Regions from separate parts of the Homo sapiens genome. Here all the other regions are linked to region 1. The links are chromatin contacts, found by Hi-C or POLR2A ChIA-PET in ENCODE. All regions are on one chromosome and are shown on one strand. Each heading gives the region's core, a stretch centred on a gene start or an enhancer-like site at or near the end of the contact. The rest is flanking DNA. Distances are from core to core; before and after follow the strand shown.

The links. Hi-C counts contacts between places; a loop is a spot of excess contacts on that map. ChIA-PET counts read pairs that join two places held with the same protein, here RNA polymerase II (POLR2A). Pooled maps may share reads with other maps.
Region 2: a loop to region 1 is called in a pooled map, with 4 times the contacts of the local background. The contact joins the enhancer-like site here to the promoter of TRMT1 in region 1. A Hi-C loop is called at or near these places in 1 of 168 maps with a recorded cell type or tissue (B cell), 17 of 37 single-sample maps with no recorded cell type and 11 of 50 pooled maps. POLR2A ChIA-PET finds 5 or more read pairs at or near these places in 4 of 52 experiments (CD8-positive, alpha-beta T cell, H1, activated B cell and 1 more).
Region 3: a pooled map shows a loop between it and region 1 (2.6-fold over the local background). The contact joins the promoter of NFIX here to the promoter of TRMT1 in region 1. A Hi-C loop is called at or near these places in 1 of 168 maps with a recorded cell type or tissue (natural killer cell) and 8 of 50 pooled maps. POLR2A ChIA-PET finds 5 or more read pairs at or near these places in 9 of 52 experiments (A673, H1, IMR-90 and 6 more).

The regions. Positions count from the first base shown.
Region 1 is chr19:13,115,365-13,118,471 of GRCh38, reverse strand. It overlaps TRMT1 (tRNA methyltransferase 1), which reads left to right and starts at 1,732. Exons shown (of 17, transcript NM_001136035.4): 1 at 1,732-1,819; 2 at 2,041-2,326; 3 at 2,420-2,475; 4 at 2,704-2,846; 5 at 3,006-3,107. The coding sequence starts at 2,073. NACC1 (nucleus accumbens associated 1) reads right to left here and starts at 208. Exons shown (of 6, transcript NM_052876.4): 1 at 18-208. RefSeq lists a silencer at 199-398 and enhancers at 439-588, 1,549-1,738.
Region 2 is chr19:13,214,439-13,217,282 of GRCh38, reverse strand. It overlaps CACNA1A (calcium voltage-gated channel subunit alpha1 A), which reads left to right. Exons shown (of 47, transcript NM_001127222.2): 39 at 2,675-2,782. Among named protein-coding and RNA genes, the nearest start is that of IER2, 65 kb to the right of the region's middle. RefSeq lists enhancers at 1,062-1,431, 1,552-1,601 and a silencer at 1,482-1,682. Within about 2 kb of position 1,587, at least 5 of the 41 ENCODE cell types and tissues checked have a DNase peak (open chromatin) inside an H3K27ac peak, as active enhancers do; they include B cell and CD8-positive, alpha-beta T cell, where a contact is called at or near this core.
Region 3 is chr19:12,993,914-12,996,862 of GRCh38, reverse strand. It overlaps NFIX (nuclear factor I X), which reads right to left and starts at 1,388. Exons shown (of 11, transcript NM_001365902.3): 1 at 999-1,388. The coding sequence starts at 1,025. RefSeq lists an enhancer at 519-1,107 and a silencer at 1,282-1,441.

The DNA.
Region 1 (3,107 bases), core at 483-2,982:
GAGGCGGGCCGCCTCACCTGCGCCGTGGCCGCGCTCCGGGGGGTCCCGGCGGGCTCCGCAGCGGCGGCTGGGGCCGGGCCTGGGCCCGGGGCGCGCCCCGCTGCGCCGGGGCCTCGGCCTCCGCCTCCGCGGCCTCCGCGGCCTCCGCCTCAGCAGCAGCGGCAGCCGCGGCGGCCATTCATTGTGGGCCAGGCCGCCCCAGCCGAGCGCCGAGCGAGCGCAAGCCGCGCTGCCGCCGCAGCCAGGCCAGGGAGGAGCGGCCCCGGCCCCGCCCGCGCACCGCCCTCGGGCCCCGCCCTCCAGGCGAGGCCAGCCGAGCTCCGAGCGCGCCCCTTCTAACCGGCTCCGTCTCCTCTCTATGCCCCTGGGGGATCCTCGCCAGTACGTCGGCTCAGCTCGATGGTTCGAATCCTGGCCCCGCCACCTTCTAGTCCCGCGACCTTGGGCAAGTCGCTCTACCTTTCCGAACTTTAGTTTCCTGTAAAACAAAAACAATAATGACTGCTGTTTATTGTGGCAGGCACTGCGTTACATTCTTTATGGGAATTAGCTCGTTTAAACTACACAGTAACATTTTTTAGTGAGAACTGCTACAGACACACTATAGAAAATAAAGGCAGCTGGGCGCGGTGTCTCACGCCTGTAATCCCAGCACTTTGGGAGACCGAGGTGGGTGGATCGCCTGAGGTCAGGAGTTCGAAACCAGCCTGGCCAATATGGTGAAACTCTGTCTCTACTAAAAATACAAAAATTAGCCGGGCGTGATGGCATGCGCTTGTAATCCCAGCTACTCGGGAGACTGAGGCAGAAGAATCGCTTGCACCCGGGAGGCGGTGGTTGCAGTGAGCCGAGATCATGCCACTGCACTCCAGCCTGGGCGAGACTCCGTCTCAAAAAAAAAAAAAAAAGAAAGAAAGAAAGAAAAGGAGGCACAGAGAAATGAAGAAAGCTGGTCAAGATCATCACACAGCAAGGAAGTGATGGTAGGTGCCAGGATTTAAACACAGGCTCAAAAGCGACAATAAGACCTAAGACTTTTATGATGCTTACCGGATGCTAGGTTCTGTTAGCATTTTACCTGCACTAACTCGTTTACTTCTCACTACAACCCAGTAACAAATGGTAAAAAAAAGTTCTGCCCATTTTGCAAAAGCGGTAACTTAAGTTCAGAGTTAACAAGTCGCAGGGCGAGCTGAGACTGGAACCCAGGTAGCCGGGACCACTTCGCTGTCCTGCCTTCATACACTGGTTAGAACTTTACCGAGCGCTTACAATGTTAGAGTGGTTCTTTGCACACTTTCCAGGAATCTGTCATTTAATCTTTGCTCTATCTGAGAAACCACGATTCTCATTTAATAGGTAAGAAAAGTGAAGCCGCGGGAGTAACCTGCCCAGAGCATGTGATGGGACTGAGATTCAAACCCGGTAAATCCAACTCCAGAGCCTGAGTCATTCCTGCAGGGTGCTCTGAAATAATGTGTATATAGCACCCAGAACACAGAAGAGGACCAATAAGTGTTGGGTTTCTCCGCTTACCGCCCCTTTTCTGAGCCACAACTTCCTCATCTGTGAAATGGGACTAGGGACGTGTCCTCTCCCAGGGGATCCACTGTGATTAACACCCCCGGAACAGCACGATCAGCGCGCTTCCTTTATGGCTTTCATTTTGATCCCGGCCGCCCACCGTACGTTTCCTCATTGACTGGCCAACCACTATCATGTGATTCGCCCACCCACTGTGCCAACATGGCGGCGCCCAGGTCCTAATTCGGGAAACGTGCACCTTGACTAATTCGGTTTTCTGTGGCTACGAGAGCAGGTGAGGACGGGCTAGGCAGCGCGGGGAGGGATTCGGACTCGGGGCGGGCCTGCACGAGGGCATCGGCTCCACAGGGACCAGTCATCCCCAAAACGAGGGGATATCAGCTTACCGAGGCCGCAGGTTTTCCTAGTCCCTACCTCATAGATATGTAGGACATCCCCGGGCCCGGAATGCGGCTCTCTGACCCTCTCTGTGCCCTCCCCCGCCCCCCGAACCAGGCTTGGCGGGCGGAGGCGCCAGCGGATGTCTCATGCAAGGATCGTCTCTGTGGCTAAGCCTCACTTTCCGCTCCGCCCGGGTGCTCTCTAGAGCCCGGTTTTTCGAGTGGCAGTCTCCAGGGCTGCCGAATACAGCAGCGATGGAGAACGGCACCGGGCCCTACGGAGAAGAACGTCCACGTGAAGTCCAGGAGACGACAGTCACCGAGGGGGCTGCCAAAATCGCCTTTCCCAGTGCCAACGAGGTCTTTTATAACCCGGTGCAGGAATTCAATCGGGACCTGACGTGAGCAGGGGTCAGACGTTAGCCTGGCATCGGCTAGTGGGTCAGTGTGGATGGCGGGGGCGGGGTATGAGCTAGTCCTCTGTCTCCCACCAGATGTGCTGTGATCACCGAGTTTGCTCGCATTCAGCTTGGGGCCAAAGGAATCCAGAGTGAGTGGAGGTCCAGGCTTCTGGTGGGCGGGGGTCACACAAGTTTATCTCCCTGCCTGGGCTCTTCTGCCGCCCAAATCCAGAGGGGCTTCAGCCACATAGCAGGCCCTGGGTTCTGCTCCTTCAGCCTTTCCGCAGGGATTTCAGGGACGATATTTTGGAGATTAAGGGGAGGTTTCTCAGAGGGGACCTTGTTATTCTCTGACTTGTGCCTCTGGGTGGCTGCAGTCAAGGTTCCAGGAGAGAAGGACACGCAAAAAGTGGTCGTGGACTTGTCAGAGCAAGAGGAGGAAAAGGTTGAACTGAAAGAGAGTGAAAACCTGGCCTCAGGAGACCAACCTCGCACAGCGGCCGTGGGGGAGATCTGTGAGGTGGGGCCTGAGCATAGGAGCTGGCAGCCCTGGAATTTAGCGGGAGACAGAGGGCTCCTGGAGGGGGAGAGCTATAGGAGGTGGGTGGTGGGGGCTCCTTGGGGCCCAGAAGAGGATGGAGGTGGAGATGTGAGGGAGGTTTTCTGCTTACTCCAACAGGAAGGCCTGCATGTGCTGGAAGGCCTGGCAGCTTCAGGCCTACGTTCCATTCGATTTGCCCTAGAGGTGCCTGGGCTCAGATCTGTGGTTGCAAACGATGCC
Region 2 (2,844 bases), core at 338-2,837, 99 kb before region 1:
GGGGGCAAGTCCATCTCATTCTCTCTGTCTCTGTCTCTCTCTCTCTCTTCCCTGTCCATCTGTTTCTCTCTCCCACCCACCCCTCTGTTCTCTCTGCCCAGAAGAATCTCTATTTTGGTTTTGGTTTTGTTTGTTTTGTATTGTTTTGAGACGGAGTCTCGTTCTGTCGCCCAGGCTGGAGTGCAGTGGCGCAGTCTCAACTCACCACTGCAGCCTCCACCTCCCAGGTTCAAGCGATTCTCATGCCTCAGCCTCCCGAGTAGTTGGGATTACAGGCGCACGCCACCACGCCCAGCTAATTTTTGCATTTTTACTAGAGACTGGTTTCACCATGTTGACCAGGCTGGACCCTATCCTCTTTCAAGCCCCCCACCCCAGGCATTGAGGGCAGAGCCAACTACCTGCCTGAACCAATTAGCATATTAAACGTAAACCCAGTTAGCATATCCAAATAGCAGCCCACAGTGACATTCTGACTGTCAGAATGTGGATTGCTTGAGCCCAGGAGCTCAAGGCTTCGGTGAACAAAGATTGTGCCACAGCCTGGGCAACAGAGTAAGTCCCTGTCGATCGATAGATAGATGATAGATAGATAGATAGATAGATAGATAGATAGATAGATAGATAGATAGATAAATTTTTAAAAAAAATAATAGGCCAGGCACAGTGGCTCATGCCTGTAATCCCAGCACTTTGGGAGGCCGAGGCAGGCAGATCACCTGAGGTCAGGAGTTCGAGACCAGCCTGGCCAACATGGTGAAACCCTGTCTCTACAAAAATATAAAAATAGCCAGGCAGATGTCTGTAATCCCAGCTACTCAGGAGGCTGAGGTAGGAGAATCGCTTGAACTCTGAAGGTGGAGGTTGCAGTGAGCCGAGATCATGCCATTGCACTCCAGCCTGAGTGACAGAGCGAGACTCCATCTCAAAAATAATAACAATAATAAAAATAATAATAAATGCTCTGGCCCCAAAGTGGCACATTACATGGTGCACACCCCATTAGCAAGGACTCATCACATGGCCCTGCCAACCACAGGAGGAACCCCCCCATGTACTCAGGTAGGAGGGCCAGGAAACACCGTCAGAGAGCTTTAATGACTCACCCCATGACTGGGGTGAGGGACGAGGGACTGGCTGCAGGCCAAGGGCATGTCCGTGGCAGTGGAGACTTGGGAAAGGGGAAAAGACCTCCTCTGAGCCACGCACAGTGGCTTTCATCTGTAATTCCAGCACTTTGGGAGGCTGAGGTGGGAGGATCTTGAGCCCAGGAGGTCGAGACTGCAGTGAGCTATGTTTGTGCCACGGCACTCTAGCCTGGGCGACAGAGCAAAACCCTGTCTCAAAAATCAAAATAAAACCAAAACCAAAACTTCCTCTGTTGGGGATGCTCCAGGGCGTCCCAGCCTTGAACAGATGGGTCACTGCAGTAATAATCCTATGGCAGACACTGTCCCAAGGCTGCACGCACGTTACTTTGATCATCAAACAACCAGGTGATAGCCAGGCATGGTGGTGCGTGCCTGTAGTCCCAGCTACTCAGGAAGCTGAAGCGGGAGAATCTCTTGAACCTGGGAGGCGGAGGTAACAGTGAGTCGAGATCACATGACTGCACTTCAGCCTGGGAACAGAGAGAGACTCTGTCAAAAAAAAAAAAAAAACAGGCCAGACGCGGTGGCTCACGCATGTAATCGCCAGCACTTTGGGAGGCTGAGGAGGGTGGATCACCTGAGGTCAGGAGTTTGAGACCAGCCTGGCCAACATGGTGAAACCCCGTCTCTACTAAAAATACAAAATTAGTTGGGCGTGGTGGTGCACACCTGTAATCCCAGCTACTCGGGAGGCTGAGGCAGGAGAATCGCTTGAACCCAGGAGGCAGAGGTTGCAGTGAGCTGAGATTGCACCATTGCACTCCAGCCTGGGCAACAAGAGTGAAACTCCATCTCAAAAAAAAAACAAAAAAAAAACAACCAGCCAGGCGCGGTGGCTTACGCCTGTAATCCCAGCACTTTGGGAGGCCGAGGCGTGTGGATCACCCGAGGTTAGGAGTTCGAGACCAGCTTGACCAACATGGTGAAACTCCGTCTCTACTAAAAATACAAAAAATTAGCCAGGCATGGTGGTGCATGTCTGTAATCCCAGCTACTCGGGAAGCTGAGACAGGAGAATTGCTTGAACCCAGGAGTCGGAGGTTGCAGTGAGCCAAGCTCGTGCCACTGCACTCCAGCCTGGGCAACAGAGCAAGACTCTGTCTAAAAAAAAAAAAAAAACACACACACACACACACAACAACCAGGTGAGGCAAGTACTCTTGCTATCATCTCCATTTCACAGATGGAGAAACTGAGTTACTAAGTGGTAGAGTAACCTAAGTCATGCAGCCGATAACTGGGAGACAAGATTGGGACCCAGGTCGCCCAGCTGTTCTCCATGCCGGGCTGTCTCCTGCACAGCTGCTCCATGGTCCTGGCCCCACCGAAAACCAGAGCCCACAAGGTCATTCCAGCAGCACTGCCCAGGGCCTCCTCTGGGCCAGGCCGTTGGGGAACTGGAGACCCCATGGGGACCAGAAAGATTGGGGTCTCGTTCTCGGGAGCCTATGGCTTTGCAGCTGACCCAGAGTCCAGCTGACACCCAGGCAGGCAGTCAGGGTCTGTCTACACCCCCATTGCAGGAGGAGCCGACAAACAGCAGATGGACGCTGAGCTGCGGAAGGAGATGATGGCGATTTGGCCCAATCTGTCCCAGAAGACGCTAGACCTGCTGGTCACACCTCACAAGTGTAAGAGCTGAGCCCAGCCCTGGGATCCAATCCACCAGGACAGATGGAGGGGGAGGGAAAGG
Region 3 (2,949 bases), core at 139-2,638, 120 kb after region 1:
TCGAAGCTTTTGCCGCAGCCGTGCGCCGCGCAGGGAACTTCGCTGCAGGCGGGACGCGCTCTAGCAACGCGCCAAGGTCGGCGCTGTTGTGCCCGAGGCTGACCCGACGGTGTGGCCGCAGCACTGTCGGCTGTGTCCACGGCTGCCTCCCGCCCCTCCCGCCTCCAGGCGACGGGACGGGATTCCCCAGGCCTGCCGGGTCCACTCCGCAGCAGCCCGGGTCGCTGGGGCCAGAAAGTTTGCGCCGAGGAAAGTTTGGGGGTGGGGGGGCAGAGGCTGCGACGTCCGGGGTCGGAGAGGCGCGGCCACCGCTGGCAGCGCGCCCGCCCCCCTCTCCCCTCCCCTGCCCCTCCGAAATTTGGGAGCCCCGCCATTTTCTTAGCCCCGCTCCCATGTGAGGCCTAAACAAAGACTTTGGGGAGACGCCCGGGCCGCTCGGCCCACCCCAGGCACCCCGGCCGCACGCAAGGGCCGCCGCCACGCACGCCGGCCACTGCCACCCTCGGGAACCGCTGCGCCCTCCCCAGGAAGCGTCGCGGGACCCAGTGTCCCCTCTGCGCCCTCGGGACCACCCTCTTGCCACTCTGTCAACCCCGCAAACACTGCCAGCGACCACGCTGCCCGGGTGCGCGCTACAGTAGCCCACAGGTCAGCCGGAGTCCCGCTGCCCATCGCACCCCAGTCGAGCGCGCACACACACACACACACACACACACACACGTACACGCACTCCCGCCTGCGCTCCACGGGCAGCGCCACGACGCAGCTGGCCACCCCCGGAACCCCCAAAAGGAGTCCGCCCGGTGGCCAGGGTCGCACGCGCACGGTGACGCCCGCACGCGTGCCTGGGCTCCCCGCGGCACAGCCTGCACCCCTCGGCGGCCCGCGGGCTCTCGGCCCCCCCTTCCCGGCCGCCGCGCGTCCCCTCCGCCCGCGCCGCCGGCCGGCCTCCCGCGCCCGCTCCCCTCCCCCGGTCGCGCGGGGGCGGCGGCCGGTACCTGGGTGAGGCAGTACGGGGAGTACATAGCTGGGCGCCCGGGCGGGAGCGCGGCGGCCGGCCGCGGCGAGGGGAGGCCCGGCAGGCGGCGGCCGCGCTCGGGCTCGGGCTCCGGCTCGGCTCCTCCGGCCTCCGCCGCGCTGCGCCCGCCCGGCCCGCGGCCCCGCGCTCGGCCCGGCGCCGCTCCGCGCTCGCCGCTCGCAAGCTCGGCCCCGCCGGCTCCGGGGCCGCCGCTGCCGCCGCCGCCGCCGCGCTCGCCGCTGCCTCTCGCGTCCGCCGCCGCCGCCGCTGCCGCCGCGCGTCTACTCCATGCCGCCGCCGCTCGGCCGGTCACCCTCGCCCGCCGCCGCCGCCGCCGCAGCCGCCGCGCTGTGAAAGTGAAAGTTTAGACAAAGTTTGGAAGCGGCGCACTCCGGGGAGAGGGAGCGGGCGGGCGGCGCGGGCGGGAGGAGGGGCGCGGGGAGGGGCGGGCAGGGCGGGGGAGCGGCGGCCGGCGCACACACACAAGCACACACATGCACACACACACACGAACACACGCACACGCGCGCGCGGGGGCGCACACCGACGCGGCCGCCCTGACACGTGCTGGCCCGCGTTCCAGCGCAGACACACGCTGACACGCAGCGGGACTCGGACCCCGCCACACATGTCACGTCCAGAACGCCTGGCCACACGTTCCGCCTTCGAACACAAAGCACACTCGGACACCAGTGCACACAAGGCACAGACACACAACCCCTACACACGGGCACACACACACAGCAGTCTGGGAAAACACCCACGACCCACGCTCTGACATGCACCGTCCCACCATGGTATCCAGGCACACAACAAGGAACCGCGTATAGACATACACCAAAGCAGGCGTCACGTAGACACACACTGATATACACGAAGACACACCAGTGCATGACACATAGAGATGCACACTGATGCACACACACTGACGCATGTTCCTGCAGAACACAGACACATGCAAGATCACACAGCCACACGCTGACACCTTCCAGACACACAATTCCTACACGCAGACACATACACAACACACACACATCGCAGTGCCAGAACACACTGGCAGTTGTGGCAGTACACCCCGATGTACAGAATGACACTGATGATTGAGAGGCCGAGGCCAGTGGATTGCTTGAGCTCAGGAGTTCAAGACCAGCCTGGACAACATGGCAAAACCCCTCTCTACCAAAAATACAAAAATTAGCTGGGTGTGGTGGTGGATGCCTGTGGTCCCAGCTACTTAGGAGGCTGAAGTGGGGGGATCCCTTGAGCCCGGGGAGGTCAAGGGTGCAGTGAGCCATGATAGTGCCATTGCACTCCAACCTGGGTGACAGAGCAAGACCCTGTCTGAAAAAAAATAACTAAATAAATAAGATGACACTAATGAAGGGAAGATACACAATGTCACATAAACACACACCAAACACCTGGAAGTGAATGCAAAGGACCCCAATACAAAGAGATACACAGCGTCACAGATACAAAGCAACACTGGCTGTCACAACACAACACACAGACACACACACACACACACACACTGGGTTGCCCAGATGTACCCACAGGCCTTGGACACACTGACCAACTGATGCCCAGGCGGCTGACAACCCCCCTGGGAGAATCATCTAGCCATGCACACAGGGATCACACACATACACCCATGTCCCTTACGTGCCCCCCCCCCAACACACTTGTAATGTGGCCCTGATCATCGACATAGGCAAATATAGCAGGAGACCCACAGCTCAGCTGTCAGGGACAGAATTGGGCATCAGGGCCTCCGTACATGTACACACACACACACACACTTTGGTGAGGTTCCAGCCCCTCTTGCGGGCCCTGACTCCTCATTTTCAGAACATAAAGGCCTGGGGGGAGAGGTAGTGCTGGGGACCCTGGAGCAAGGGGAGAGGAAGCCCTCTGGTAACCCTCAGGGTGGG